Linked DNA regions of Homo sapiens: all the other regions are linked to region 3. Evidence: read pairs that join two places in POLR2A ChIA-PET (ENCODE). Cell type or tissue: HepG2. All regions are shown on one strand. Each heading gives the region's core, and the rest is flanking DNA. Links, peaks and the distances in the headings are about the cores only.

Region 1 (10,335 bases), core at 1,473-9,472, 59 kb after region 3:
GTGAGACTCCATCTCAAAAATAAATAAATAAATAAATAGAATAAATAAAAATGGAAAAAAAAAAAAAGAAGAATTGCCGGGGTCAGTGGCTCATGCCTGTAATCCCAGCACTTTGGGAGGCTGAGGTGGGCAGATCACCTGAGGTCGGGAGTTCGAGACCAGCCTGACCAACACGGAGAAACCCTGCCTCTACTAAAAATATGAAAATTAGCCAGGCGTGGTGGTGTGCCTCTGTAATCCCAGCTACTCGGGAGGCTGAGGCAGGAGAATCACTTGAACCTGGGAAGCAGAGGAGGCAGAGGTTGCAGTGAGCCAGGATCGCACCATTGCACTTCAGCCTGGGCAACAAGAGTGAAACCCCATCTCAAAAAAAAAAAAGAAAAATCTTGGGATGGGGATACCATCCTGGATTATTCAGGCAGACCCAATGTCACCCCAAGGGCCCTTCAAAGAGGGAGGCAGAAGAGTCCATATTAGAAGAGATGAGACAATGGAAACAGAGGCCAGAGACAGATTTGGAGATGCTGCTGGCTTTGAAGATGAGGATGATGTCCTAAGCCAAGGAACGTAGGTAGCTCCTGGAAGCTAGAAAAGGCAAGGAAATGATTCTTCCCTAAAGCCTCCAGAATGAAGGCAGCTCTGCAGGCACCTTGGTTTTAGGACTTCTGACCTCCTGAACTGTAATAGAAGACATTTTGCTGTTTTAAGCCACTAAGTTTGTGGCACTTTTTCCAGCAGCAGTAGGAAGCTGATACACTGGACTTCAGCTGTCCTCTCTGTAGATAACTGGCGTGGCTGGCCAGATGGGCCACACACACTATGCTTTCTTGACTGAAGCTGATGAGTCCAGGCCAGCAGGGCCTAAAATTTTTCTGATTTTGTGGACTTTCTTTGGGAATCTAGTTCTCTGGCTGTTCTTCCTCCCCCATGGAAGGAGCTTTGTCCACTGTGGCTTTGGAGGGTTTTGACCCGTGATGTGATTGGGAAGCACAAGGAATGGAACTTCACAGGGCCGACCTTGTTGGGAGTTTCTGGGCCCCTGCTCTGGGCATTGTCTTGGAACCAGCTACCCAAAAGGCCAAAACTGCCCTCTGGCTCCCGGGCCTAATTACAGCCCCTGCCTAGGCCTCCCTTCCCCAGGATGGCCAGAGTTGAGGGGGTTTCACATGGTGATGAGCTCCTTGAAGACTCTGAGCTCTAGGCAGCCAGTCTCTTCTGTGCCCCTAGCTCTGGCGCAGTACCTCACATGGGGTAGGAGCTCAAGAAATATTTGCTGAATGAATAAATAATTCAGTAGCACACATACACAGACAACACACAGCTTGGGACATCACACGGTCTTTTCTATACCTAGATGCATACCCAGATAAGCACTTACATACCTGTGCGCGCGCGCACACACACACACAGATAGCAATATGCACACACACACACAGTTATGTGCACACACACGTGCACCAATGGGTATGTGCACACAGACACATACAGATATGCAAATGTGCCATGGAGCCCTATTCTGAAGGAAGAGAGGACACTTCTGTCCACTGAGGGAACTGAAATGCCAGCTAGCTTAGCAGGGCCTTGGAAGTTTTTATTAATCCATAAAAATCCCTTAGCTGTCTGGGGAGCCTCCCAGCAGCTGAGGAGGTTCCCCGACAGGAAGGATGGGGCGGATCTCCCATTGATGGGGAGGGGACCCAGGTGTTGGCTGCTGTTGGAGGGGCCGTTGTGCAGACACCTGCATATGATGGGAGCTGGAGCTAGGGCGGAAAGAGCTGGGAGCACAGATGTCTGAGTTGGCCCCCAGCAAGGGAAGATGGGCCTCTGAAGTTCAGGCTGCCAATCATAACCTACCTTGGATCTTGGAGGAGGCCCAGCTTTTGGACAGCTATACGGAAATGAGGGGGTGTAAACTCAACATTCCATTGGTGAAGGGATGGGGATGGGAGGCAGGGTACTGAGCAAAAACATCGCCTGCTCTGGAGTTGGAAAGGCTTGGTTTGAGTCGCAGTCTGTGCTCATCAGCTGGGTTACCTTGGGCTGGTTGATCAACGTCTCTTTGCGTCAGCTTCAGCATCTCTGAAATGGGCGACTGAGGGCACCTACCTGTCAGGGCTGGAGTGAGGATTAGGTGAGAGAATGGAAGTCAAGTGCTCCATTTATCACCAAAGAACTAAAAAAATGGGAGCTTAAGAAAAATGCAGGCACTGGATAAAAGTCTACCTAGGCTGGGCGCGGTGGCTCACACCTGTAGTCCCAGCACTTTGAGAGGCCAAGATGGGTGGATCGCTTGAGCCCAGGAGTTCAAGATGAGCTTGGGCAACATAATGAGACCCCATCTCTACAAAACATACAAAAATTAGCTGGCCATGGTGGTGCACAACTGTAAGTACCAGCTACTCAGGAGGCTGAGGTGGGAGGATAACTTGAGCCTGGAGGTTGAGGCTGCAGTGAGCCGTGATTGCACCACTACACTCCAGCCTGGGCAACAGAGTGAACCTTGTCTGGGAAAAAAAAAGAAAAAAGAAAAAAGAAAAGTCTACCCAGCCCATCCTAGGGCAGAATAACCAGAGAGGAGGAGGTGAGAGTCCTTTCCAGCCACCTCTTAGGTAGTCCCGCAGTCTAGAATTTCGCTCTGGTTGGGCTAATTCCTGGGAGGGGTGTGGCCCAGCGCTGCCCTTGTCCTAGCCCTGCCTCTGTGTGACCTGGAGTACGTTGCTTTGCTTCTCTGAACCTCAGCAGCTCCTTTTCTATATATCCTGGATAGTTGTGAAGCTCACATGAGACTGGGCATTTGAAACTATTCGGAGAGGTGAGAAATCCTCACTCAGAGGAGAGCATCTCTGGTCACCCTTGGACAGTCAAAATTGATTATATCACTTTGCCAGGCCGACAGGCCCACCATTCACCCTGAAGCCTTGATCACTCTTCTCCTGCCACCCCTGCCCCAGGATCATAGTGTTCACTGAGGCTCTTGGCAGGATCCAGTGACATCAGTTGGACCTCCCTGGATCTGCCCCTGCTGCTCCCATTCTTTCATCCAAGCTCAGGAAAAGAAAGGCCCAGGCAGGGTTTCCACCAGCCTGTCTCCCACGACCCACATACTCAGTGCCAATGGGGAACCCCAGAAGTCTAGAGCACTCTGGTTTCTGTCCCACTATGTGCTTTCCTCTGGAGGTGGGGGACCTGGGGGAGCCCAGTTTCATTAAGAAGCAGAAGTTCAACAGGCAGGTAAGATGGTGCCTGGCCGAACTCCCATTAAAAGACCCAAAGCCAGGCATGGTGGCTCACGCCTGTAATCCCCAGCACTTTGGGAGGCTGAAGCAGGCGGGTCACTTGAGGCCAGGAGTTCAAGTTGGCCAAAATGGTGAAACCCCATCTCTACGAAAATAGAAAAAGTAGCCAGGCACAGTAGTGCATGCCTGTAGTTCCAGCTACTCTGGAGGCCGAGGCAGGAGAATCGCTTGAACCTGGGAGGCGGAGGTTGCAGTGAGCTGAGATTGCACCACTGCACTCTGGAGAGGCTAAGAGACAGAGCAAGACTCTGTCTAAGAAAAAAAAAAGAAAAACAAAACCAAAAAATGCCCAGTACTGAATGGGCCTTTGTGGTCTCACCTACTGGCTAGAAGTTACCACGGGGCAGGTCACCTAGCCTGGGCACCCAGCATGGGCCTGTGGGCAAGGGATGGCAAGACAGGATGGGTGGGGGCCGTGAGGTCCAGGGTGTCCCCACACTCCTCCATGGTGAGGAAGGAGGTCCAGACCAGTGACTGGAAAGCTTGTCGCTATCAGGGCCTGGTCCCCCCCAAGCCCACAGTGCCCAGGATGAGTGAGCGTGGCCATGACCCTGAGCCCACCATGGCAGCTGTTGACCCCAGGCCATCAGTGCCTGGTCAGTAGACAGCCCTGCTTCCGACCTTCCCACGCTGCCCCTTGACTCATTCTGAGAGCATTGCCACAAGGGGTTCTGGCCTCCAAGTTCACCTTTGGTTTGGTTTCTGCTCGGGCAGCTCAGAGCAGTTTTGTTTTCAAGTGCAAACCCACAGAGCTGCTTTCCCCTTTCTCTGATCCCCCAAAACAAACAAAGGATGTTGGTCTGCATTTTGATTTGTTTTGAAGCTGCAGAGGAGAGTGAGGGAAATGGGTCACCTCAGGAGCTTCGAGGGTGGCCAGGCCAGCCAGGGAGTGTGGGGTGGTGGCCAGGATGGCGCCTTACTCTGGAGGACTGACTGGCCAGCCCACCCTGGGTGGGCCCTGCTCCCAGGGAGCCACTCACCAACAGGGATGCCTGGAGCTGGGGGCTCCTCATGGGGCCATGCAAAGCGCCCTGTGTGGAAGGCAGGAGGCCCAAGTCCCAGGCATGGCTCCAAGGCCCCTTGCTGTGTGATGTTAGGCAAGGCCTGCGTTTCTCTGAGTTTGAGTCTGGTGAAATGAGGCCCACCAGCTCGGTCCCACCATCTTTCCCATCCCCACTGGAGTGGGGAGGGGGCATTACAGAGTCCCATGCCACTCACAGCGCTGATGTCCAGGGCTCCCTGAGCAGCTGGTCCTGGGACCATTGGATAAGCACCTTATATTCTGCTAGGACGTTGGCCATCAGGGCTGGCCTTCTCTAGCCCCAGACCCATTCCTTCGCCTTCCCACTGGTCAGCAGAGGCCCCTACACTGCTTGGTTTACATGATCCATGGATGTGCCCCTCCTGGGCCTGTGGCCCCTCCCAGAGTGGGTGTAGGTACCTGAAGCAGTAAAGATTAGGTCAAGGAATTTTCAGCAGCAACCTCTTTTCTGACATCCCCCAAAGAAAGAAGTCCCCTGAGCAAGGTGAGCTCTGTCATTCCCAGAGCCTGCAGGTGACCAAAGATGTTCGGAAGGAGCCTGCGGGTCAGCCAAGTCTTTGAAGCATCAAGAGAAGGAGCTGGTAATGTTTTCCCTTGAGTAGGATCAGTAGCAGGGGTTTGAGCAAAGTGAGTGCATTTATTCCAGAACAACTGAACTGGATCCCAAGGACAATATTTTAAATTTCTTCATTAAAGTCCATCTGTTCCGACAGTTCTTCATCTTTTGCATTATTAATCCTTTTAGTGAAAGCTACAGATTCTCTTCTTGGGGGAAAAACACACACACAAAATTTTGAACCACATTTAAAAAGGTTTGCAGCCCTCCATGTGTAATTCCTGGGAAGTTAAAGTAATTCAGGGAGAACTGACTTCCTAGAGTGACCCCTTTCCCAACTGGGGAGGAGACACTATTGGATAGCCTGGGTTGTTCTTCAAAGGATGTTTTGGAGAGACACAGAATCAACTGCTCTTTTTATTTTTTAATTTTATATTTGAGACAGAATCTCGCTCTGTCGCCCAGGCTGGAGTGCAGCAGTACGATATTGGCTCACCGCAACCTCCACCTCCTTGATTCAAGCGATTCTCCTGCCTCAGCCTGCCTCCACAGGCACGTGGCACCATGCCCAGCTAATTTTTTTTTTTTTTGAGACGGAGTCTCACTCTGTCACCCAGGCTGGAGTGCAATGGCGTGGTCTCGGCTCACTGCAACCTCTGCCTCCCGGGTTCAAGCGATTCTCCCACCTCAGCCTCCCGAGTAGCTGGGACTACAGGCACGTGCCACCACACCCAGTTAATTTTTGTATTTTTAGTAGAGATGGGATTTCACTATGTTGGCCAGGCTGGTTTCGAACTCCTGACCTCGTGATCCGCCCACCTCGGCTTCCCAAAGTGCTGGGATTACAGGCATGAGCCACTGCTCCTGGCCTATGCCCAGCTAATTTTTATATTTTTAGTGGAGACCGGGTTTCGCCATGTTGGCCAGGCTGGTCTCCAGCTCTCGACCTCAAGTGATCCACCCGTCTTGGCCTCCCAAAGTGTTGGGGTTAGAGGTGTGAGCCACCGTGCCAGCCAATTGCTCCTTTTAGAATGGGAGTGCTAACCTCAGGGGTCTCTCTCTCGGGTGCCAAAAGAGGAGATGCCTTTTGTGTGGACCCATGGAACTGAAGCCTCCGTCCTTGTCCCTGGAAGGGCCCAATTTTGGGGTTCCAGGAGCTCCTGCGCCTAAGGGGGTGCTGTCACCCTGTGGTTTTTCTTAGTTGACAGCTCATAGGTGCTTGGGAATGTGCTGTGTCTGCGTTCCAGACTGCAGGAGCAGTCTGGAAACTTGGCTGTGGGCAGACATGCCACCCTCCTAAGGTGAAAGAAACCTGAGTGGCCAGAGCCTAGTGTTTGCTCCCCTAATTTGAGAACAGGGAACTGTGCCTCCTCCTGGAGACTGCAGGGTTTGGGAGCCGGGAGATGGCCCATCTCGCTTCTTTGGTCAGCTTCTGGCGCCACCTCGTGGCTAATTCTCTAATAGCAGCCAGGTCTCATTCTGGCACAGAGGGTTCTCAGTAGAACCACCAGAGGGAGCTTTAAAATTACGCACGTCTGCCGGGCGCGGTGGCTCACGCCTGTAATCCCAGCACTTTGGGAGGCCAAGGCGGGCGGATCACGAGGTCAGCAGATCGAGACCATCCTGGCTAACACGGTGAAACCCCCGTCTCTACTAAAAATACAAAAAATTAGCCGGGCGTGGTGGCAGGAGCCTGTAGTCCCAGCTACTCAGAAGGCTGAGGCGGGAGAATGGCCAGAACCCAGGAGGCAGAGCTTACAGTGAGCCGAGATTGCGCCACTGCACTCCAGCCTGGGCGACAGAGGGAGACTCCGTCTCAAAAAAAATAAAAAAAATAAAAAACCACGCATGTCGGGGGCCATTCCAGACCAGTGAAACAATCATCTGTTTCGTTGGGGCCTAGCATCAGTATTTATTAGGGCTCTCCAGATGACATCAATGTGAAGCCAGGGTTGCGAATCACTGTAACAGCAATAGGTTGGTTCCTTGGTCTTGGCCCACAGGCAAGGGAGGACGATTGAGGTGGGGAGGAGAAATTACAAGGGCTTTCTGGAGAATTGGTTTCACTTTGCTTGCATGGACCTACTTGGTGCTCTGGAAAGCATGGAGGTCAGCGAGTAATGAATGCCACAATACAGAATGTTGTAAATAAGGCGCCTATTGCAAATAAAGTGTCTATTACTGGGCCTTTACATTAGCATCTGTGGGCATTTCCATGGGCCCTCTATGGGCCCATTTTGTGTCTATCTCAATGATAGACACAAAATGGGTTCATTTTGTGTCTATCTCAATGATAACATTTAAAAGTCAACATATAAACACACCTTGGCTTACCTGGAAGGCTGTTAACTGACTTTCTCTCCTGGTTTTGGTGTCCAAAATAACTTTGGAATTTACTATCCTATTGCTGCAAAGCAGAACTACTTTAATTGTCACGGGGTAATTAGCAAAGGGTAAAAGGATTCACTTGGTGAGGAATGTATTTGAGCCAGGCAAAGACAAAAGACTTGGCAGAATTGAGTTATCTTTTCAAAATATTTTCATGTTCACAAAACAATGCTGTAGCTGTTTTGAACTCACAAGTACCTGCCCCATGCTGTCCCATACATATTACACTGAATGATATTTGTGGGGGGTGGGATTGAGGGAGGGGGTCGTGGATAGGAAATAAAGTCCCAACTCCTGGCCAGAGCCGGCAAAACCCTGTATGCTCTGCCTCTGCCTTCCTTTCAATCCCCGCTCTTACCCTCCATGCTTACTGGCTTCCCTCCAGCCACACTGGGCTTTTTGCTGCCTCTCAAACATGCCACCTTGTTCTCATCCCAGGGGCCTCTGAACCTGCTGTTTGCTTTGCCTGGGGCACTCTTTCCCCAGATATTTATGTGGTTTGCTTTCTGAGTTCTTTCAGGCCTTAGCTGTAATGTCAGAGGCCTTTCCTAATCACCCTCATTAAATTAGGACCCCTGCCTAATTCTTCTCCCCATTTTGTATTCTCCATTGTACTTTTCACTGCTTGAATTGTATTGTTTATGTGCTTGTTTCCTTGTTTATTGCTTGGGAACCCACATGTGTTGTAACTCCTTGAGGGTAGAGGCCATATCTAGCATTTACCATAATTTCCCCAGTCTTTGGCACATTGACATTATTTAATAAGCATTCTTTTACAAATTCTTGTATTTTGGAATAATTTTAGTTGCAATGATATTACAGAGTTATGGTATATTTTCACTCTGATTGCCTTAATGTCAATATCATATATAACTGTAGTACAATGATCTATAAAAGGAGTTAACATTGATACAATACGATTCACTAATCTACAGGTTTTTTGTTGTTTTTGGGGGCTTTTTTTGCAGTGAGAGAAAGAGGCATTTATTGCAGGACATCATCAGGCAAGGAGGATGGGGAGCTCACGCTTAAGACCCAACCTCCCTGATGGCTTACAAGCAAGGGTTTTTAAAGGCAGGGGTACATTTCAGGAAAGGAGAAGTCACAGGCCAATGTGTAAACAAACATATGGAAGCTATACATTGGTTTAGCCCAAAAAGGTGGGATATCTTGAAGCAGGGGCTTACAGGTCATAGGTAGATTCAGAGATTCTTTGATTTGCAGTTGGTTGAGGAAGGAAGACTTTGTCTAAAAAACTTGGGGTCAGCAGAAAAGAATGTTAAGATTTGGCCTTAATATAGGCTAGTTAAGATCAGGAAACCCATTAATCATCAGGGGTGCTATGCCAGTCAGGTCACCAGAGCAAGCCCTAATGCACTAGGTCAGAGTGACCAGTTTAGCAAATTGATGGCCTGCAGGTGTCACTTTCTCCAAGCACCTCGGGAAGAAATTTAGAACACAGGGCAGTGATCAGAGTTCAGTCCTCAGTTCCCTCTTATCTGAGGTCCACATGACAGCAATGGGCATTTTCCATCTGGTGGGCATCCAGGTTTCTGAAAAACAAATCTATTAGGATTGTTGCTTTATTGGGCCTCGTTTCTTCCATCTGACTTTCACTTCTTGTCCTGCAGTGTCCACCCTGGTCTCTGGATGGTTGCCTGTTTGTGCTGTGGTTGTTCCTCTGTTCTCCTGCACTTGGTTACTCGTTAAAGGGCACCTTCTGCATCCTCATCAGCCTGAGGAACTGCTAATAATGTCATATTAACTGTTTGTGCATTTGCTTCAGTTTTTTTGTTTGTTTGTTGTTTTTTTGTTTTTTTTTTTGAGACGGAGTCTCACTCTGTTGCCCAGGCTAGAGTGCAGTGGCGTGATCTAGGCTCATTACAAGCTCCACCTCCTGGGTTCACACCATTCTCCTGCCTCAGCCTCCCAAGTAGCTGGGACTACAGGTGCTCGCCATCATGCCTGGCTAATTCTTTGTATTTTTAGTAGAGATGAGGTTTCACTGTGTTAGCCAGGATGGTCTCGATCTCCTGACCTCGTGATCCGCCTGCCTCAGCCTCCCAAAGTGCTGGGACTACAGGCGTGAGCCACCACACCCGGCCTTTTTTTTTTTTAAAAAAGACAGTGTCTTGCTCTGTCACCCAGGCTGGAGTGCAGTGGTGTGATTATAGCTCACTGCAACCTTATACTCCTGGGCTCAAGGGATCCCTACAGATCTTACTAGAAGTGCACTTGACCTACTAATGTCCTTTTTTCTGGTTGGTGTTTTAGTCCAAGGATCCGACATTATGTTTAGTTGTCATGTCTCTTTAGTGTCTTCCAATCTGGGACAGTTCCCCAGTCTTTCATGACCTTGACACTTATGAAGAGTGTTGGCCAGTTATATTTTGAATGTCCCTCAATTTGTGTTTGATTTTTTTCAGGATTAGACTGAAGTTATGCATTTTAGCAGAAATACCACAGCAGTGACGTGCTATTCTCAGAGGACGGTATCAGGAAGCACATGATGTTTATGTGCCTCCTTTCAGGTGTTATTAACTTTGATCACTTGGTTAAGGTGGTACCTGCCTGGTCTCTCCACTGTGAAGCTACTATTTTTTCTGTTTGTAATCAATTAAATATCTTGTGAGGAAATAGATGGAGATGATCCAAATATTATATTTCTTGTCATATTTTGGCTTACTAATTTCAGCATCCATTGATGATTCCTGCCTGCAACAATTCCTGTACTGTTTGGCAAATGGGAATTTTTTTTTTTTTTTTTTTTTGAGATGGAGTCTCACTCTGTTGTCCGGGTTGGAGTGCAGTGGTGCGATCTCGGCTCATTGCAACCTCTGCCGCCAGGGTCCAAGCGATTCTCCTGCCTCAGCCTCCCTAGTAGCTCGGATTTCAGGCACCTGCCACTGCGCCCGGCTAATTTTTGTAGTTTTTAGTAGAGACGGGGTTTCACCATCTTGGCCAGGCTGGTCTTGAACTCCTGACCTCATGACCCACCTGCTTCAGCCTCCCAAAGTGCTGGGATTACAGGCGTGAGCCACAAGGCCGGGCCT
Region 2 (10,335 bases), core at 860-8,859, 80 kb after region 3:
AGTCTTGAGTAGCCCTCATCCCTTATGCCCACTCTGCCTTATCAACACTTGCCATCATACTCTTTTTGCTGTCAGTCTTGCCCCCTAGACAGTAAGTGCCAAGAGGGGAGGAACCACATTTATTTTGTGCATTCCTGAGTCTCCAACACCTAGAAGAGGGCCTGGCCCATGGTAGGAGCTCAATAAATATTTGTTGAATGAATGAATGTTCCGAAGAACGTTTCTTCCAAAGCACTTATCAAAATCCATAATTACATATTTATTTATCTGCCATGGAGAGGGGGCCCAGAAGAGGGTTGTCTTTTTTTTTTTTTTTTACTTTAAGTTCTGGGATACATGTGCAGAACATGTAGGTTTGTTACATAGGTATACGTGTGCCATGGTGGTTTGCTGCACCTATCAACATGTCATCCAGGTTTTAAGCCCGGTATGCATTAGGTATTTGTCCTAATGCTCTCCCTCCCCTTGCCCCCCGACAGACCCCAGTGTGTGATGTTCCCCTCCCTGTGTCCATGTGTTCCTATTGTTCAACTCCCACTTATGAGTGAGAACATTCGGTGTTTGGTTTTCTGTTCCTGTGTTAGTTTGCTGAGAATGATGGCTTCCACCTTCATCCATGTCCCTGCAAAGGACATGAACTCATTCTTTTTTATGGCTGCATAGTTACTCCATGGTGTATATGTGCCACGTTTTCTTTATACAGTATATCACTGATGGGCATTTGGGTTGGTTCCAAGTCTTTGCTATTGTAAATAGTGCTGCAGTAAACATATGCGTGCCTGTGTCTTTATAGTAGAATGATTTATAATCCTTTGGGTATACACCAAGTAACGAGATTGCAGGGTCAAATGGTATTTCTGGTTCTAGATCCTTGAGGAATTGCCACACTGTCTTCCACAATGGTTGAACTAATTTACACTCCCACCAACAGTGTAAATGCGTTCCTATTTCTCCACAGCCTCACCAGCATCTGTTGTTTCTTGACTTTTTAATAATCATTCTAACTGGTGTGAAGGGCTTGTCATTTTTACAGTTGAATGCAAAGACTTTTATAAGAAACTGATGAAGTCTGGATGTCTCATTTGCATAAGGCACAAATTTCTGGTACCTCCACCCCCATCCTCGTAGTGCTCATGTGGGCCCTTGAGTTTCTCCATATTGCTTTGTTCCACTTACTGAGCATGTGTTAGGGGATGGAATTTTCCATTGCGGGGAGGTAGGACTCTTAAGAGACGATTAGGTCATTAGGGCAGAGCCCTCATGATTGGATTAATGCCATTATCTTGTTATTTTGGGAAATGGGTTGGCCTCCTCTTTCTCTCTCCCTCTCTTTGCCCTTCTGCCAAGTGATACTCTTCCACTATGGGATGATACACAAGAAGGCCCTCGCCAGATGGCAGCATCTTAATATCAACCTCTAGAACTGTGTGCCAATAAATTTCTGTTTATTATAAATTACCCAGTCTGTGGTATTATTATAGCAGGACAAAATGAATGAAGACATGGATGTAAATAATAATTTTCTGAATTGATTTTTTTCAACAACCCAGGGAGCTGGTGTTTAGAGCAGCCACATCCTGAACTTCTTTTCACGATATTATGTAAGATCACAGCCTTTCAGCTGGGCACAGTGGCTCACGCCTGTAATCCCAGCACTTTGGGAGGCTGACACAGTCAGATCACCTGAGGTCAGGAGTTTGAGACCAGCCTGACCAACATGGAGAAACCCCGTCTCTACTAAAAATACAAAACTAGCTGGCGTGGTGGCACATGCCTGTAACCCCAGCTACTTGGGAGGCTGAGGCAGGAGAATCGCTTGGAGAAGCCGGGAGGCAGAGGTTGCAGTGAGCCAAGATCATGCCATTGCACTCCAGCCTGGGCAACAGAGTGAGACTCCGTCTCAAAAAAAAAAAAAAAAAAATCACAGGCTTTCTCTGAGCCTACTGCTCCAGTATTACTTGGGTGCTTGTGAAAAATACAGGTGCCAGCCCCACACCAGAAGTATTAATGGAGAACCTCCAGGGGCTAGGGGCTAGGCCCCCCCACCTGCACATCCCAGCAGCCATGCAGGTGATTCTCATGTGCACCACATTTTGTGGTAAGGTATCATTGCCTTCCCATTTCTACACTCTAAGCTGGAAATTTCTTGGGCTGGTTTTTCCTTTAAGACATCCTGTGTCTCTTAAGACCTTGGTAGCTTTATTTCCCCAGAAGGCTTCTTTTTTCTTTTTTTTTTTTTTAAGACAAGGTCTCAATACTATGCAGCCACAAAAAAGAATGAGTTCATGTCCTTTGCAAGGACATGGATGAAGCTGGAAACCATCATTCTCAGCAAACTATCACGAGGACAGAAAACCAAACACCACATGTTCTCACTCAGAGGTGGAAACGGAGCAATGAGAACACTTGGACACAGAGTGGGGAACATCACACACCAGGGCCTTTCGGAGGGTGGGGGGCTGGGGGAGGAATAGCATTAGGAGAAATACCTAATGTAAATGATGAGTTGATGGGTGCAGCAAACCAACATGGCACATGTATACCTATGTAACAAACCTGCACATTGTGCACATGTACTGTAAAACTTAAAGTATAATAATAAAAAAAAAAAGACAAGGTCTCATTCTGTCACGCAGGCTGGAGTGCAGTGGTGCAATCACAGCTCACTGTAGCCTTGACCTCCCGGGGTTCAGGTGATCCTCCCAGGGCTCAGGTGATCCTCCCACTTCAGCTTCCCGAGTAGCTGGGACTACAGTTGCACACCACTGTGCCTGGCTATTTTTTTTTTTTTTTTGTATTTTTTGTAGAGACAAGGTCTCCTTATGTTGCCCAGGCTGGTCTCAAACTCCTGGGCTCAAGCAATCCTCCCACCTCGGCCTCCCAAAGTTCTGGGATTACAAGAGTGAGCCCCTGTGACTGGCCTCCCCAGAAGGCTTTGTAAAGATGCCTGTTCCATAGCTGGGCATGGTGGTGGGCGCCTGTAATCCCAGCTACTTGGGAGGCTGAGGCAGGAGAATGGCGTGAACCCGGGAGGCGGAGCTTGCAGTGAGCCGAGATCGCGCCACTGCACTCCAGCCTGGGTGACTGAGCGAGACTCCACCTCAAAAAACAAACAAACAAACAAACAAACAAACAAACAAACAAAAAAGAAGCCTGTTCCATAATCCCTGAAAAATGCAGCATGTTTATATACCTTTTGAGGCTTGTGGAGAGGTTATATGGCCCAGGGCCTTATGACTGGGCAGGATGACACTGAAGCCACACCAAGTAGGGAGGAAGCAAAGCTGGATTCTCTCCCTCTTCAGATTTAAGTGTGCGGAATTGGGAAGTTTATGTTTGGGGTTTAGCGATACAAGGGGTGGGGTCCTTGGCTGTGGTGATGGGGAGGAGCCTTTAGCACAGTTAAGGGGAAGCAAATATTTCCTCAGGGGTAAACAGGAGCTGGGGAGGGGTGAGCGGGGGAGTCGTGGAAGAACCTGTTTTGTAACAGGTTGGGTGGCAGGCTGCTAGGTTTAGATTTGAACCTGAAACTTTTGGACTTTGAGAGGCATCTGAGGCTGTTGCTGCCTCTGACTATGCTGGCTCTGGCAGGAAAGGCTTTATCTGTGGCTTGGCGAAACAGTGGCATTAGAAAAAGGTGGGACTGAATGAGTTTTAGGAAAGCCATGATATTCCCAGAGAAAATCCTGATGGTCAGCATACCCCTCCCCACACAGTCTCTCTTCAAGCAGGAAAGGCTAGAGAGTAGGTCACAGGGGGCAGGTATGAAAGGATGGGGTGAGGACAAAGGCAGGGACGCTTGCGAGCTCATTAGCCAACCTGGCTATTAATTGTGTATCTACCTGTCATTGCCCATGTCAGAGAGAAAGTCGTTCCTGGCAACCAGGACAGAGGAGGAGGTGTTGGTGTGGGGCCAGTGAGGAAGCAAGTCCTCTCCAGATTCAGGAGGAGGCTAGAGAAATAAGAGCACATAGGCAGTGTGGTCTCAGACAGGCCAGGTGCTTGGTCTGATACCAGGCCTCAGTCAGCCAGGAGAAGTCAGTCCTCATTCAGGTGCATGTGCGTATGTGATGGGGGTTGGGGCAGCTGTGGGATAGTGCAACCTTAGAGTTGTTGTAGCCTTAGGTAGAGAAATGTGGCTTCTGTTATGTTGCTGCCTGGAAGGATAGGAGGTGGGGAAATAAATACTCTATTTTTTGTTTGTTTGTTTGTTTGTTTGAGCCAGAGTCTTGCTCTGTCACCCAGGCTGCATCACAGTGGTACGATCATGGCTCACTGCAGCCTTAATCTCCTGGGCTTAAGTAATCCACCTACTTCAGCCTCCTCAGTAGCTGGGACTACAGGTGTTCACCACCATATCTGGCTAATATTTTTTAATTTTTCATAGAGACAGAGTCTCACTATGTTTCACAGGCTGGTCCTGAACTCCTGGGCTCAAGCAATCCGCCTCCCTTAGACTCCCAAAGTGCTGGGTTTATAGGTGGGAGCTACTGTGGCTGGCCAAAGTTGTGGTTTTTGCAGTCTTTTGTGATCATTCTTGTAATTAGGTGTACATGCAGGAGAACCTTCCCTTCACGGCCTTCCCTGTGTCTACTTGTAGGGTTTTTTTTTGTTTGCTTGTTTTTTGTTAACACGAATGACTCCATTTTCATTCCAACACCTTCACACATTTTATAAGTAACTGGAGGGACTCAGTGCGATCTTATCCTAACAGTCACATTTTATTACAGGGGAAGGATACAGATTAAAATCAGCCAAGCGGGGAGATGCGAGATGCATGGGGCAGAGTCAAGGAGGGTTCCAAACACAGAGCTTCCATTGTCCTTTCCTGATGGAGGCATATGGAGAGTGTGCAGTCCTCCCGGTGATGATGCGTAGGGGTAAACATGGAGTCTTGCCAACCAGGAAAATTCACCCTAGACTTGGGACCTAGAGTTTTTACTGGGGCTCCCTGGTCAAATGCCCACAGGGCTGACATCGTCTCCATTCTCCAGAGATCCAGCTGAGCATGCTTGACTCAAAGTCCTCACCCTGAATCACATATTAGTTTATCCAATGTGGCCAACCCCACCCTAAATCACATTGTTCGTTTATCTGGTGTGGCCAGCCTCTGCCCTAAATATCCTCCTATCTGGCATGACATTGCAAGGGCTTAGAGATTACCTTCTGGAAGCTGAGGGCAAAGTCCAGGCCTCTCCCTGGGCAAGGTTAAATTATTTACTCCACAGGCAGACTAAACAGTCCCCAGCCCACGCCAAGGCTGTGAGTCCATTGTTTCTGGCAGATTGACAACCCAAGAGGCACGATTCCTATAGCTGTCCCCCAGGTGTGTGATATGGTTTGGATATGTGTCTCCTCCAAATCTCATGTTGGAATATGAGCCCCAGTGTTGGAGGTGGGGCCTGGTGGGAGGTGTTTTAGTCATGGGGGCAGATCCCTCGTGAATGGCTTGGTGCCCTCCGCAAGGTAATGAGTGAGTTCATGCTCTGTTAGTTCATGCTAGAGCTGGTTGTTTGAAGGAATCTGGGTCCTCCTCCTTCTCTCCCTTGCTCCTGCTCTTGCCACATGATGTACCTGCTCCTTGTTGGCCTTCTGCCATGATTGGAAGCTTCCTCGTTAGGAGACACTCACAGGCCTCACCAGAAGCCGAGCAGATGCCCGCACCATGCTTTTTTGTGCAGCCTGCAGAAGAACCATGAGCCAGTTAAACCTCTTTTCTTTATAAATTACCCAGCCTCAGGTATTTCTTCATGGCAACACAAACACGGACTAACACAGTGTGCAACCTGCATAGAGGGGTGATAAGCCCATCTACGTCAGTCACCTGCCTTTATGCCACACGTCATTCATCATCTATTCAGTTATTTGTTTTTATTTATTTTTTTGAGACGGAGTCTCGCTCTGTTGCCCAGGCTGGAGTGCAGTGGCACAATCTCGGCTCACTGCAAGCTCCGCCTCCTGGGTTCACACCATTCTCCTGCCTCAGCCTCTCGAGTAGCTGGGACTACAGTCGCCTGCCACTAAGCCCGGCTAATTTTTTGTATTTTTAGTAGAGACGGGGTTTCACCGTGTTAGCCAGGATGGTCTTGATCTCCTGACCTCGTGATCCGCCCACCTCGGCCTCCCAAAGTGCTGGGATTACAAGCGTGAGCCACCATGCCCAGCCTATTCAGTTATTTGTTTACTCACCATTTATTATTTATTAAGTATTAGTAATACCTAAGATATGGCAGGCACTATGGAAAGAACACAAGCATGGACAAAGCAGAGCTGGTCCCTGCCCTCACGTCCTCACTCTAGCAAGGAAGCCAGAGCAAACCAATGATGAAATGCTTTTTTTTGAGATGGAGTTTCGCTCTTGTTGCCCAGGCTGGAGTGCGATGGTGTGATCTCAGCTCACTGCAACCTCCACCTCCAGGTTCTCCTGCCTCAGCCTCCCGAGTAGCTGGGATTACAGGCATGTGCCACTACGCCCGGCTAATTTTGTATTTTTAGTAGAGATGGGGTTTCTCCATGTTGGTCAGGCTGGTCTCGAACTCCTGACCTCAGGTGATCCACCCGCCTCAGCCTCCCAAAGTGGTGGGATTACAGGCATGAGCCACCGCGCCCGGCTTGAAATACTTATAAATTGCTACAAGCTATGAAGGAAACAGAGGGCTGAGCTCAGAATAAGGAAAGAGAGGAGAAAAGAATCTGTGTTAGATTTTGTGGCAGGGAAGGTAGATTGAAGAAGTTCCCGTTTAAGCAGAGGCCAGAGAATGAGAAGGCACCAGCCATCTGGGAAGAACATGCCCAGGAGAGGGGCACATGGGCCTTGCTGCCATGCCCCCTACAGACTGTGAAAGTAGAAACACAGCCCTTTCCTTGTGGCTGACATAGTCTGGTCAGGATCCAAGCTTTGCAAGTCGTGCATGGCCAGGGTCTCAGCCGTACACATCCCCTGTGCTGATGCAGTGTGTAAGCCACACAACCCTACACAGCAGGTTTGGACAGACAGTGCCTGAAAGCCAGCACCCTGTGCAGCTCTACCAGGCTGGCACCAAGATGCCAGGCCATTTTAATTGCATCTGGCCTCATCCACATTTTATTTTTATTTTTCTATTTTTCATGCTCCCTGTCCTTGCATTTGTCCACATTTTAAATAATAAAAAACAAAGTGGTGCCCGTTAGCAGAGGCCATGGTGACAGAAACTGGGACATTCTTCAAGTCCCAGCCACTTAGGCATAAATGCAAGTCAAGTGGAAGCGACAGCTCCATTTTCGGCTCGAGGAAAAACTGCTTGGGTCCACTCACTGGTGGGGTATGGAGAAGGGGTTCCATGTCCCTTGCAATACAAAGGGATCTCAGCCTAATTTTTTCCTGCTTTTCTTTAACCTTTATCAGGGACCAGAGTGTGCTGAGCAAAGGGGGAAGCCCTTGCCTTCTCAACTCAGAATTTTCTGGTAGGATTCCAGCCCCAGGCCAGTTCTTCTTACAACACCCACTCCCCATCACAGCCATGTGCACAGGCACACACAGTCCCTCTCAGAGAACGTCACAGGTACCAGCACTGGGCCCGAGTTTGCTGTACAATAATAATGAGATCTGCACTTACCCCAAATTGCAATCTGTCTTATGCAGCAAGAATCCCTGCCTCTTTCCTGATCGTTTGATTTTAATACCACACCCGGCCTCCTTTAAAAGTTGGAGGCCTCCTTTAAAAGTTGGAGGCCAGGTGTGGGGGCTCATGCCTGTAATCTTAGCACTTTGGAAAGCCGAGATGGGCAGATTGCTTGAGCTTACAAGTTTGAGACCAGCCTGGGCAACATGGCAAACCCCCATCTCTACAAAAAATACAAAAATTGCCTGGGTGTAGACGGGGCACCGTGGCTCATGCCTGTAATCCCAGCACTTTGGGAGGCCGAGGCAGGCAGATCACAAGGTCAGGAGTTCAAGACCAGCCTGGCCAATATGGTGAAACCCCGTCTCTACTAAAAATACAAAAATTAGCTGGGTGTGGTGGCGTGTGCCTGTAGTCCCAGCTACTCGGGAGGCTGAGGCAGGAGAATCGCTTGAACCCGGGAGGCGGAGGTTGCAGTGAGCTGAGATGGTGCCATTGCACTCCAGCCTGGGTGACAGAGCGAGACTCCGTCTCAAAAAATAAAAAAGTGATTCAAAAAAGAAAAAAAAAATCGTTCAAGCAATTCTCCTGCCTCAGCCCCCCGAATAGCTGGGATTACAGGTGCTCCTTACAACCTTGCCATTTGCCTTAGTTCATCCAGACTGCTATGACAAAATGCCATAGACTGGGTGGCTTATAAATAACAAAGTTATTTCTCACAGTTCTGGAGGCTGGAAGTTTAAGATCAATGTTCCAGAAGATTCAATGTGTGTTGTGGGCTTGCTCTCTGGTTCATAGATGGCACTTTATTTTTCTTTTTTCAATTTTTCTTTTAGATTCAGGGGTTACGTGTGCAGATTTGTTACAAGGGTATATTGCATGGTGCTGAGGTTTGGGGTATGATTGAACCTGTCATCCAGGTATTGAGCATAGTACCCAACAGGTAGTTTTTCAACCCTTGCCCCCCTCTCTCCCTCCCTCCCCTCTCTTGTAGTCCACAGTGTCTATTGTTCCCATATTTATGTCCATGTGTATCCAATGTTTAGCTCCCACTTATAAGTGAGAACATGCAGTATTTGGTTTTCTATTCCTGCATTCATTCACTCAGAATAATGGCCTCCAGCTGCATCCATGTTGCTGCAAAGGACATGATTTCATTATTTTTTATGACTGTGTAGTATTCCGCCATATATATGTACCATATTTTCTTTATTCCATCCACCACTGATGGGCACCTAGGTTGACTCCATGTCTCTGCTATTGTGAATCACGCTGTGACAAACCTACATGTGCATTTGTCTTTTTGGTAGAATGATTTATTTTCTTTTTTTGAGATGAAGTCTCACTCTGTTGCCCAAGTTGGAGTGCAGTGGCACGATCTTGGCTCGCTGAAACCTCCACCTCCCAGGTTCAAGCGATTCTCCTGCCTCAGCCTCCTGAGCAGCTGAGACTGCAGGCGTGTACCACCATGCCCGGCTAATTTTTGTATTTTTAGTAGAGACGGGGTTTCACTATGTTGGCTAGGCTGGTCTTGAACTCCTGACCTTGTGATCCGCCTGCCTCAGCCTCCCAAAGTGTTGGGATTACAGGTGTGAGCCACCGCACTCAGCCATGACTTATTTTCCTTTGGGTGGAATGGTAGTTCTATTTTTAGTTCTTTGAGAAATATCCAAACTGCTCTCTACACTGGCTGAACTAATTTACATTCCCACCAGCAGTGTATAAGCATCCTCTTTTCTCTGCAGCCTTTCCAACAACTATTTTTTAACTTTTTAATAATACCCATTCTGACCGGCGTGAGGTGGCACTCATTGTGGTTTTGATTTGCATTTATCTGATGATTAGTGATGATGAGCATTTTTTCATGTTTGTTGACCACTTGTATGTCTTTTTATTTTTATTTTTTTGAGACGGAGTCTCACTCTGTCATCCAGGCTGGAGTGTGGTGGCACGATCTCGACTCACTGCAACCTCCACCGCCCCGGATTCAAGTGATTCTCCTGCCTCAGCTTCCTGAGTAGCTGGGATTACAAGCGCGTGCCACCACACCTGGGTAATTTTTGTATTTTTAGTAGACTCGGGGTTTCACCATGTTGGCCAGGTTGTCTCAAACTCCTGACCTCAGGTGATCCGCCCACCTTGGCCCCCCAAAGTGCTGGGATTACAGGCGTGAGCCACCATGCCTGGCTGTATGTCTTCTTTTGAGAAGTGCCTGTTCATGTCCTCTGCCCACTTTTTTTCGGGGGGTGGGATGGGAGACGGAGTCTCACTCTGTCACCCAGGCTGGAGTGCAGTGGCACGATCTCAGCTCACTGCAACCTCCGCCTCCCGGATTCAAGTGATTCTCCTGCCTCAGCCTCCCGAGTAGCTGGGATTACAGGTGCCCGCAACCATGCCTGGCTAATTTTTGTATTTTAGTAGAGATGGGGTTTCACCATGTTGGCCAGGATGGTCTTGAACTCCTGACCTCAGGTGATCTGCCTGCCTTGGCCTCCTAAAGTGCTGGGATTACAGGTGTGAGCCACCGTGCCCAGCCCTCTGCCCACTTTTTAATGGGGGTCTTTGTTTTTTGCTTGTTGAATTGTTTACATTCCTTATAGATTCTGGATATTAGAGCTTTGTTAGATGCGTAGTTTGTAAATATTTTCTCCCATTCTGCAGGCTGTCTGTTTACTCTGTTGATAGTTTCTTTTGCTGTGCAGAAGCTCTTAAGTTTAATTAGGTCCCACTTGTC
Region 3 (9,667 bases), core at 477-8,476:
CTTTGTGCCCACAGAAAGTCTCGAAGTACTCAGGGCACCAGCTTGAAGGCTGGCGGAGAGCTAAACTATGAGGCCCTTGCAGAGGGGAGTCGATCTCTCCTGCCATGGGAGGTGCCAGAGCACCCAGAGAAACAACGGTGTCAGTTGGTGTGAAGTTAAAGAATGACACCAGCCTGGCACAGTGGCTCATGCTTGTAATACCAGCACTTTGGGAGGCCGAGGTGGCCGGATCACTTGGAGCCCAGGAGTTTGAGACCAGCCTGGGCAACATGGCAAAACCCCATCTCTAGAAAAAATACAAAAGTTAGCCAGGTGTGATGGTACATGCCTGTAGTCCCAGCTACTCGGGAGGCTGAGGTGGGCGGATGGCTTGAGCCTGGGAGGTGGAGGCTACAGTTAGCTGAGATTGCACCACTGCACTCCAGCCTGGGTGACAGAGCCAGACCCTGTCTCAAATAAATAAATAAATAAAAGAATGACACCGTCTGGACAGGGCGTGGGGTCATGACGTGCCCCAAATAGCAGAGACTCTGAGCTGAGCCGGCCCTCAGAGGGGAGGGAGGACAGTGAGGGCTCCTGCGGGAGGGGCAGAGGTCTTGGGAGCAGAGGCTGAGGTTTGGTCCTCCCTGTCCCACCTTCTCTGGGACCACCTTTGAACACCAAAGAAAGAGACTCTAACAACTCCCTGAGAACTCAGGGAGACTCAGGAGAACACTAGGACCTCCAGACATGCACCCAGGGGAAACTGAGGCCCAGAGGCAGGGACCCTCCTCTGCCCTATAGCCCAAACTCAGGAAATCTTGAAGCATGCAGCTAAGTAAAACAAACCAGAAAACCCAGAGCACCCATGTCATGAATTGACCATGAGTTGCTTTTGTAATTAAAAAAATATTATTTAATGTTTTTATTTTATTTTATTTTTTTGAGACAGAGTTTCACTTTTGTTGCCCAAGCTAGAGTGCAATAGCATGATCTCGGCTCACCACAACCTCCACCTCCCGGGTTCAAGCGATTCTCCTGCCTCAGCCTCCCGAGTAGCTGGGATTACAGGTTTGCGCCACCACGCCTGGCTAATTTTGTATTTTTAGTAGAGACGGGGTTTCTCCATGTTGGTCAGGCTGGTCTCGAACTCCCGACCTCAGGTGATCCGCCCACCTCAGCCTCCCAAAGTGCTGGGATTACAGGCTTGAGCCACCGCGCCAGGCCTAATATTATTTTTAAAATGCAGGTGGAAATAAAAGCTTTGGGGTGGGGGGGGTAGAGGGTGGGGGGATGGGCTGGGGAGTCTGCTCCATTCAGACCACGAGTGCACTCACTGCACTGGCCCCGGATGACCCTGTGGCCCGTTCCTCAGCCTCCTCCCCTCTCAGCCCAGGCGAGGCCCAGAGTCCCCCCAGAGCGGCGGGGGCTGCTCACAGACCCCCCCTGGTGGCTGGATTTGGAAGGGGCCGTGCCTCTCAACTGCAGGAGTGGGAAGTAACCAGGGTGATGTTTGGACCCGGGACCCTCAAAAGGAAACCGCTCCCCTGTGCCTCCCATCACAGCTGCTGCCGCTGAATAGTGGAGGATGGGCATGCAGTCTCGTTCCAGTCACCAGGGAGCTGCGACAGCGTTCTCGCCTGGACTCCGAAGCTGGCCTACTGGCCAGCATGTTGGTTCCCATGACTCCTAGAAGGGTGTCTCTTGGAATGAAGTCTCTAACACGGGGCCTAATGGGAGGGTCAGGCTGCATCTGAGCCCTGGCAGCTGCTCAGCAGTTCTGAAACTCCTGCTGGAGCCCCACATCAGTGTTGGTGACAGCTGTGACACACAGCTGACGAGGACCCCAGTGAGGGATGGCACAAGGTGTCCCTGAGAGTGATCCAGCAGTCAGGAGTCCCGACCCTACCCTGACACAGCTACTCAGGCTGGTGGGATAATAGCAATAACAATGGTGACAGGAACAATGTTAACTCACATTTACGGATTACCTCCTGTGCCGACGCCGGTGAAGCTCACAACAGCTCACAGGCCAGGACTCTTTTTTTTTTTTTTGAGACAGAGTCTCGCTCGGTCACCCAGGCTGGAGTGTGGTGGTGGATCTCGGCTCACTGCAACGTCAGCCTCCTGAGTAGCTGGGACTACAGGCATGCACCACCACGCCCGGCTAATTTTTTTGTATTTTTAATAGACATGGGGTTTCACCATGTTGGCCGGGCTGGTCTCGAACTACTGACCTCGGGTGATCTGCCTGCCTCGGCCTCCCAAAGTGCTGGGATTACAGGCGTGAGCCACCGCGCCTGGCCAATCCTGTGTTTCTTAATTAACAGCATCATCTTCTAGGTGAGAGAATTAGGGGCTCGGAGAAAGGAAGTGCCCAAGGTCAGGCCCCTGGAAACTGAGAGGAGCAGGATTTGAAGCCATGCTGGTCCCTTGAGGGTGGCAGAAAATCCAGACATGTGTCAGGAGCTGAAGGTGGCCTTCGTCAAGGACTTCAGGGCATCCTGCCATCACAGAGAATGTCTGGTTTCCGTTGGGATTACTCCTTGCAAGCAACAGAAATCAGCTCTGGTGGTCTTGCAGAATAGTTTGCTGCATGTGTATGGGTAGCTCAGAGAATGGATCAGAAGGAGGAAGCCAGGCCAAGAAAAATATGAGCATGGAGCCCTGGGGCCTGCAAGGCAGCAACTGCTCCCAGGTCCAGTTCCAGCTCTGCCCCTGGGATGAATCCACTTCTGCCTCTTTCTCTGCTTAGATGTAATTTCTGAGCCCAAGAACCCAGAGAGAAAGTCAAGGGGCCTGGCTGAAGTGCCATGGCCCCTGCCCATCCTGGATGGGAGGCACAGCACTTTCTTGGAGGGTTCTAGAGTGCTGGGCCATGGCCAGGGCTTTTTAAAGGAGTGAAACAGAGAGGGAGCTGGAGGGGATTCCCCGACGGAGTCTCGGCCGGCTCTGGTTTTTCACACTGTAATTCTGCTTCTGGTCCTTGGTGTGAGTCACATGTGAAAGTACCTTGTTTTGCTAGGCCTGCGTCTGCTGCTGCCACCCCCTTCACAGGAGCTGCTACCTCTAGGCAGGAGGCTGCAGGCTGGGTCCCAGGCTGCAGGGAGCCCAGATCTAGATCACAGGCAGGACCCCCTGTCTGTCACGGGGTGCCGCGGTTGTGGGAATAAAGTATTAGAGACTGTAATCTTGGGGCTAAGCACTGGGGGAATTTTCCATTCTTTGCATCGTATGCAAATCAAATGTGAATGTATGTAAATGAGGGGGATACTCTCAAAGCTTAATGCCTGGGTAAGATTAGAAAGGAAGGTAGCTCTGGCTGGTTTGTGCCTCCTCTGCCCTAAAAATATTTAACCCCAGCTTGCTTTCAGGGAGAGCCCTGACTGCCTCCTCCTCCTGGAGACCAGCCCAGGCCACTGCTAGGGTCTATACTCCTGGCACTTAGTACTCCCTGAGGGGCCTCCACTCCTTGTGAGAAGGAGGTGGGGCATCAAAGCTAGATTAACAAATAAAAAGCATCCTGCTGCTTCTGTTTTCTCTGCCTGTGCCTATGCACAGGGCCAGCCACATAAGGCTGGGCTCACAGGGCGTGTTTGGATTGACCCCATACCAACCAAGGGGCCAGGCTGTACCAGCGAGGCCTGGGGAATGTGGGATGGACCCCTTCCCACTCTGTCTCAACCCTGGGCCTGGACGATAGGTTCTGGGGAGATAAAGAAGGTAGTTGGGGCCAGGCATGGTGGCTCTCACCCACAATCCCAGCACTTTGAGAGGCCGAGACTGGAGGATTACTTGAGTCCAGGAGTTTGAGACCGGCCTGGGCAACTTAGGGAGACCCTGTCTCTACAAAAAATAAAAACAAAATTAGCTGGGGATGATGGCATGCGCCTGTAGTCCAGCTACTTGGGAGGCTGAGCTGGGAGAATTGCTTAAGCCAAAGAGGTCAACGCTGCTGCGTGTTGTGATTGCACCACTGCCCTCTAGCCTGGGTGACAGAGCAAGATCCTGTCTCAAAAAGTAAAAGTTAAAAAAAGAAGGTGGTTGAGAAAGGTGAGAAAGGCTGCCTCCAGGAGGCCGTGCAGCATGTTCATTATGACTCCCCAGACGTGATGCTCTGACCCTCTGCAGCTGTGCCGGACTGCGCCAGGCTGGTCAGATAAGGAGCATGAGCCAGAGGAGGAAGTGGAAAGGAAGCGGGTGAGAGGGACCCCATGGGCTCCAGCCTCCTCTAGCATCCCCAAACGGCACCTTTAGGGCCCTGAGAAGCAGAGGGGCTTTCTGGGAATGTAAAAGGCTGGTCCCATTGAAGAGCAGTTCTGCAGTGACAGAGGGTAAGCCGGAGCCACCCTCCCCAAGCCAGACCCAACCAGATGCTGGCTTTTTTTGATGGCCTAAATCACAGTCCACCCAAAGCCCTACTTTTAAGAGTCTGTGCTCGACCTGAAGCACACAGGCTGTGAGCTGGTAAGTTTCAATGAGTCCTGCCTTTCCTGCCTGTCCACCTCTCTGCCCGCCTTCCTTCTCTCCTACAGTGTCTCTCTATGAGTCTCCGTTTCTCCTCTGTGTCAGAATTTTACCCAGTATTTGTGCAGCCCCAGCGGCGCCTGGTCTCCCTTCTCATTGCTCCTTCAGGATCAGAGCCTGGAGTCCAGCCTGGCTTGCCCACTGCTCCTGAACAGGTTCGGCCTTCAAAATTACAGGCCTTCAAACATGACTTTGGATCTGGTGCAGCTGAGCTGGTTTGTTTTCCTACCCATTGTGGACTAGAACTTGGACCTTTTGCACTTTGCTCCCTCCCCAGGTGACTCAACCCTCTGGGAGGGCCCCTCAGGGTAAGAGTAGGAGCTGGACTTGCCCTGGTCACCGTGGCCTTAGTCCCCTCACTTGTGCAGGCTGCAGACAGCCCCAAGGAAAAGATCAGGCCCAGCTCATGCAGAAGGCCTAGAGGCCTGGGGCCAAGGGTCTTCATGTTATAAAGATGGAGCTGGTGGTCAGGGCCACCAGGACACCACCACCTGTCCAGGAGGTTGAGAGGGGAGCATTGTCAGAGGTTAGCAGAGGACTGGTCTGAAAGAAAGGAATCCTTGGCCGGGTGTGGTGGCTCACGCCTGTAATCCCAGCACTTTGGGAGGCTGAGGCAGGCAGATCACCCGAAGTCAGGAGTTTGAGACAAGCCTGGCCAATATGGTGAAACCTTGTCTCTACCAAAAATACAAAAATTAGCCGGTCATGGTGGTGGGTGCCTGTAATCCCAGCATGGTGGTGGGTGCCTGTAATCCCAGCTATTTGGGAGGCTGAGGCAGGAGAATTGCTTGAACCTGAGAGGTAATGGAGGTTGCAATGAGCTGACATCGTGCCACTGCACTGCGGCCTGGGTGACAGAGCAAGACTCTGTCTCAAAATAATAATAATAATAATAATAATAATAATAATAATAATAAGCAGGGCATGGTAGCTCACACCTGTAATCCCAGCATTTTGGGAGGCTGAGGCTAGTGGATCCCCTGAGGTCAGGAGTTTGAGACCAGCCTAGGCAAAATGGTCAAACCCCGTTCTCTACTAAAAATACAAAAATTAGCCAGGCGTGCTGGCAGGCGCCTGTAATCCCAGCTACTCGGGAAGTTGCGGCTGGAGAATTGCTTAAACCTGGGAGGCAGAGGTTGCAGTGAGCCGAGATCTTGCCGTTGCACTCCAGCTAGGCAACTAGAGCGAAACTCTATCTCAAAAAAAAAAGAAAGAAAGAAAAAGAAAAAGAAAGGAATCCTTGTGTTGGCAAGACTTGTACTGTGAGGGTCCCAGTGGAAAAACCTTCAGAACCTTGAGCTGCAGTTGCAGGCAAAATTAGACGTCTGGCTCCTTCTATGTCTGTGGGCCTCATTTTGAGAAAACACACACTCTTCTATTCTCCCCGCCACGTCCAGAGGAGCATTTTCACCACCTTCACCAGCAGCCCCTCCACCGTGGGTGAGGGCTGCGGGACCAAGCACCTTCCAGCCATTGAAATGACCTCTACAGGGTGAACCGAGGTGGCCGAGGGCTTCCAGGAAGAGGCTCCCCTACGCCTGTGCTCATCTGTGATCAGGAAACATGCCCTCACCATTTCAACAACCAAAGGCTTTTTGAAAGAGTTTTGTGTTGTGGCTGTTCTGGATGAAGTTCTTGATGATCTAATTTTAAAAACCTTTTTTTCCCTGGACCCTCTGTGAGTTGCCATAGAGATAAGTTAGAGGCAAACAGAGCTAATGAGCTTGGTTGGGTCTTTTGTGTTCCTGAATGTTTTCCATTCTGAGTCCTTAACATGTAATTAGACAGATTATTTAGTGAGGAGTTTTTCTTTTATTGTAAATTAATTTCAAAACCAAGTTCTGAGGTTAAATAATGATTGTATTTGTTAATCAATCCAACCTGGGTTTCCTTCCAAAAGAAAACAGGGTACTATTATCAAAATGTTGGAAACAGGATGTTTGAGACTGTGGGGTTCATTAATTGCAGTGATGTGAAGGGTCCTGACAGCACTAATGCTGATATCTTTTTATGAGACAGGCATGTGCTTTGAGAGAGGCAACACTGGAGACGCTGGTAGGGATGTGCGCTGGGACCACGAGTCTCTAGCAATAGGCTAAGTCCCAGGAAATCCACGGCTTCCCCAGAGGGGGCTGCAAGCCCCTTAGCTAGGCCTTCGTTTGCCTGCTGGAGAGCCCATAACTGTCCATCTAAAGATGGGGCTGGTGCGGTGGCGTATGCCTGTAATTCCAGCACTTTAGGAGGCGGAGGCAGGCAGATTGAACTCAGGAGTTCAAAACCAGCCTGGGCAACATGAAAAACCCTCTCTCTACATAAAATACAAAAATTAGCCAGGTGTGGTGGCACACACCTGTAATCCCAGCTACTTGGGAGGCTGAGGTGGGAGGATCACTTGAGCTCAGGAGGTGAAGGTTGATCACGCCACTGCACTCCAGCCTAGGTGACAGAGTGAGACCCTGTCTCAAAAAAAATAAAAAAAAGAAGAAGAGAAAAGAAAAGAAAATATAGATAAGCATAGAAAGGGGGAAGGCAGGGGTGTGAGAGCAGATCATCCTTAGTTGGCTAGATAAAGGAGAGATCGTGTGGCCCACAACCCCCTTCCCCAAGACTGGGATTGGATAATGCTGAGAGCCCTGGCAGAGACAGCTCCTAGAAGCTGCCCTAAATCCTGCAGCCGGGGCTGCTCAGTCAAGCTGTGGGCCCGGTCCCTGGCTGGGGGCAGAGGCAATCTTTTAGATGCCTTGTCACCTGGCATGGAGGGTGAGGGCACTCTGGGACTGGGACTCCACAAAGGAGCACTGGAGAGAGGAGCGCAACTCCTCCCTTCCCTCTTCCAGGACTCATTGCCCTCGGCAGTGTCAGTGGGGCCTGGGGAGGGCTGAGGAGGAAGCCCCTAGGAGGGAACCAAGGCGGGGGAGTCAGGGGCTGCCCCGCACAATCCCGGGCCCTGGGGAAAGGAAACACGCACTTCCTTGCAGTTTCAGTGAAACTCCTCTGGCACGCGGGATAGAGTCTGACTCGGTGGCTGGCGCCCATGGCTTATCGGTCTCAAGGGAGCTTGGTTCTCAGATTCTGAAGCTGAGAGCGGGAGGGTGAAGCTGGTTTGGCTCTTTCCTAGAATTTCTCTATGGCTCTGGGCTTGTCTCCCAGCCTCTCTAGAAGCTAGACAAGCACCATTCCTCCAGAACTTTCTGCAGTGATGGAAATTGTTCTCTGTGTTGTCCAGTACAGTAGCCACTAGCCACATGTGGCCATTGAGCATTTACAGTGGGGCTGGTGTGACCGAGGAACTGCACTTTACGTTTGATTTAGTTGCAGTGAATTTAAATGTAAATAGCCACGTGTGGCTGGTAGCTGCTAAACTGGGCAGTGCAGTCCTAGAGTCCTGCGCCTCAGCTCGCCTCTCCCAGCTCACTAGGATCATTGGGCAGTGGGAGGGGATGGCAACGTTAGGTATAGAGGAAGGCCACCCAAGGATTCCAATAAACCCCAGTCTTGTGATAGTCTATGAGAAAAAGTTAGATTACATCTGGCAAACAGTCCACTCTGTCTTCCTCTTGGATTTATTTATTTATTTATTTATTTATTTATTTATTTATTTACTGAGACAGAGTCTCACTCTGCTGCCTAGGCTGGGGTGCAGTGATGCAATCATAGCTCACTGCAGGCTCAATCTCCTGGGCTCAAGCAATCACCCCACCTCAGCCTCCTGAGTAGCAGGGACTATAGGCACGAGCCACCATACCCAGCTAATTTTAAAAATTTTTTGTAGAGATGGGATCTCCCTGTAGTGCCCAGGCTGGTCTCGAACTCCTGGCATCAGATGAGCCTCCTGCCTCAGCCTCCCAAACTGCTGGGATTATAGGTGTGTGTTATTGTGCCCAGCCTCCTCTTGGATTTTTGAGACGTATATTTGCATGTTAAATAAAGGCACTGAGATATTCTGCTTAGAAAACAACCGTTTTATTTAATCTCAAATTTTCCAAATGTATTTGACCACACCACCTTTTTTTACATGGCACGTCTATTGGCATTTTGTGGAGTTCCCCTTGGGAAATGCTAGAAAAGGAAACTGGACATGTGGAGGAACTGATGCTCCCAAATGGGGTGACTCTTGGGTTCTGCAGCATGTACGTGGGAAACTCAGAGTTCTTGGTTAAATTGAAGACATTTCCTTGGGTTTCCCCAGGCCTTTGCAGTCTGGGCAGGAGCCCAGCAGTGGCCCTGGCAGCCCCATCAGTGTGTACTTTGCCCTGGACATGGCAGCTGTGGGGCCCAGGGCAGCTCCTCCCTACTCTGCAGGCTGCTCGTTGGCATTAGGGCCTCTCACTGGGGAGCACAAAGGCAGCTGCCCCATTTCATGTCTTTTTTTTTTTTTTTTTTTTTTTTTTGAGACGGAGTCTCACTCTTCACCCAGGCTGGAGCGCAGTGGCGCGACCTCAGCTTACTGCAAGCTCCGCCTCCCGGGTTCACGCCATTCTCCTACCTCAGCCTCCCGACTAGCTGGGACTACAGGCGTCCGCCGCCACGCTCGGCTAATTTTTTGTATTTTTAGTGGAGACAGGGTTTTATCGTGTTAGCCAGGATGGTCTCGATCTCCTGACCTCGTGATCTGCCCGCCTCGGCCTCCCAAGTGCTGAGATTACAGGTGTGAGCCACCGCGCCCGGCCATTTCATGTCTTTTCATTCTGTTGCTCCTCTAACCGACCAGAGTTTGATATGGAAGAAACTCTGTCGTCGTTCCGCTACCTGGGCTGGACCCTGATGGGAAGACAGACAAGGCAGGGCAGATATCCATCAGGCACTCCCTCTGACTGCCCAGGTATGCAGTATGGAGGCCAGGGCCCAGAGCTGCCTGGAACGCGAATGACCTGCACCTGCAGGAAGGATCCAAGTGCTCTGGCAGGAATAGCTTCGTGCTTGCTTGGATGAGGCAGTGCTCAAGCCTGTTGACTTTGCATTAAGCCAAGAAGCAGGGCACCTGCCTTCCACCCACCGCCCCCCACTTCACCGCTCACTGGCCTCATGGAGTCCAGGATCACACAGCTCTGGTCTCTGGGGTATTTCAGTGGGGTTGATGCTACAGATTGCAGGAAAGTAACAATTACTCTCAGATGAGGCAGACAGGAGACTCACAGCTGGGGGACATTCAAAGGTATCT

The links. Peaks named below come from ENCODE experiments on the same cell type or tissue, not always from the same donor. Only the 100,000 strongest peaks of a DNase experiment are listed, where the experiment ranks them.
Region 1: POLR2A ChIA-PET joins it to region 3 with 25 read pairs; 13 of 35 experiments call an interaction of 5 or more read pairs at or near these places.
Region 2: POLR2A ChIA-PET joins it to region 3 with 18 read pairs; 10 of 35 experiments call an interaction of 5 or more read pairs at or near these places.

The regions. Positions count from the first base shown.
Region 1 is chr5:134,035,724-134,046,058 of GRCh38, reverse strand. It overlaps a transcript of VDAC1 not described here. Among named protein-coding and RNA genes, the nearest start is that of VDAC1, 36 kb to the right of the region's middle. RefSeq lists enhancers at 3,559-3,688, 3,709-3,828. In HepG2, for the core only: CTCF peaks have their summits at 6,337 (motif pointing left) and 8,685 (motif pointing right); DNase peaks (open chromatin) are centred at 6,338 and 7,708; H3K4me3 peaks cover 916 bases.
Region 2 is chr5:134,013,463-134,023,797 of GRCh38, reverse strand. It overlaps a transcript of VDAC1 not described here. Among named protein-coding and RNA genes, the nearest start is that of VDAC1, 14 kb to the right of the region's middle. In HepG2, for the core only: no CTCF peak of the experiment used is centred there; DNase peaks (open chromatin) are centred at 2,697, 3,517, 4,867 and 5,197; H3K4me3 peaks cover 2,739 bases.
Region 3 is chr5:134,093,926-134,103,592 of GRCh38, reverse strand. It overlaps a transcript of VDAC1 not described here. Among named protein-coding and RNA genes, the nearest start is that of TCF7, 16 kb to the left of the region's middle. RefSeq lists enhancers at 1-774, 1,261-1,555, 1,943-1,992, 1,136-2,103, 2,907-3,156 and 1 more and a silencer at 3,941-4,235. In HepG2, for the core only: CTCF peaks have their summits at 1,424 (motif pointing left) and 4,069; DNase peaks (open chromatin) are centred at 1,412, 3,943 and 4,742; H3K4me3 peaks cover 1,287 bases.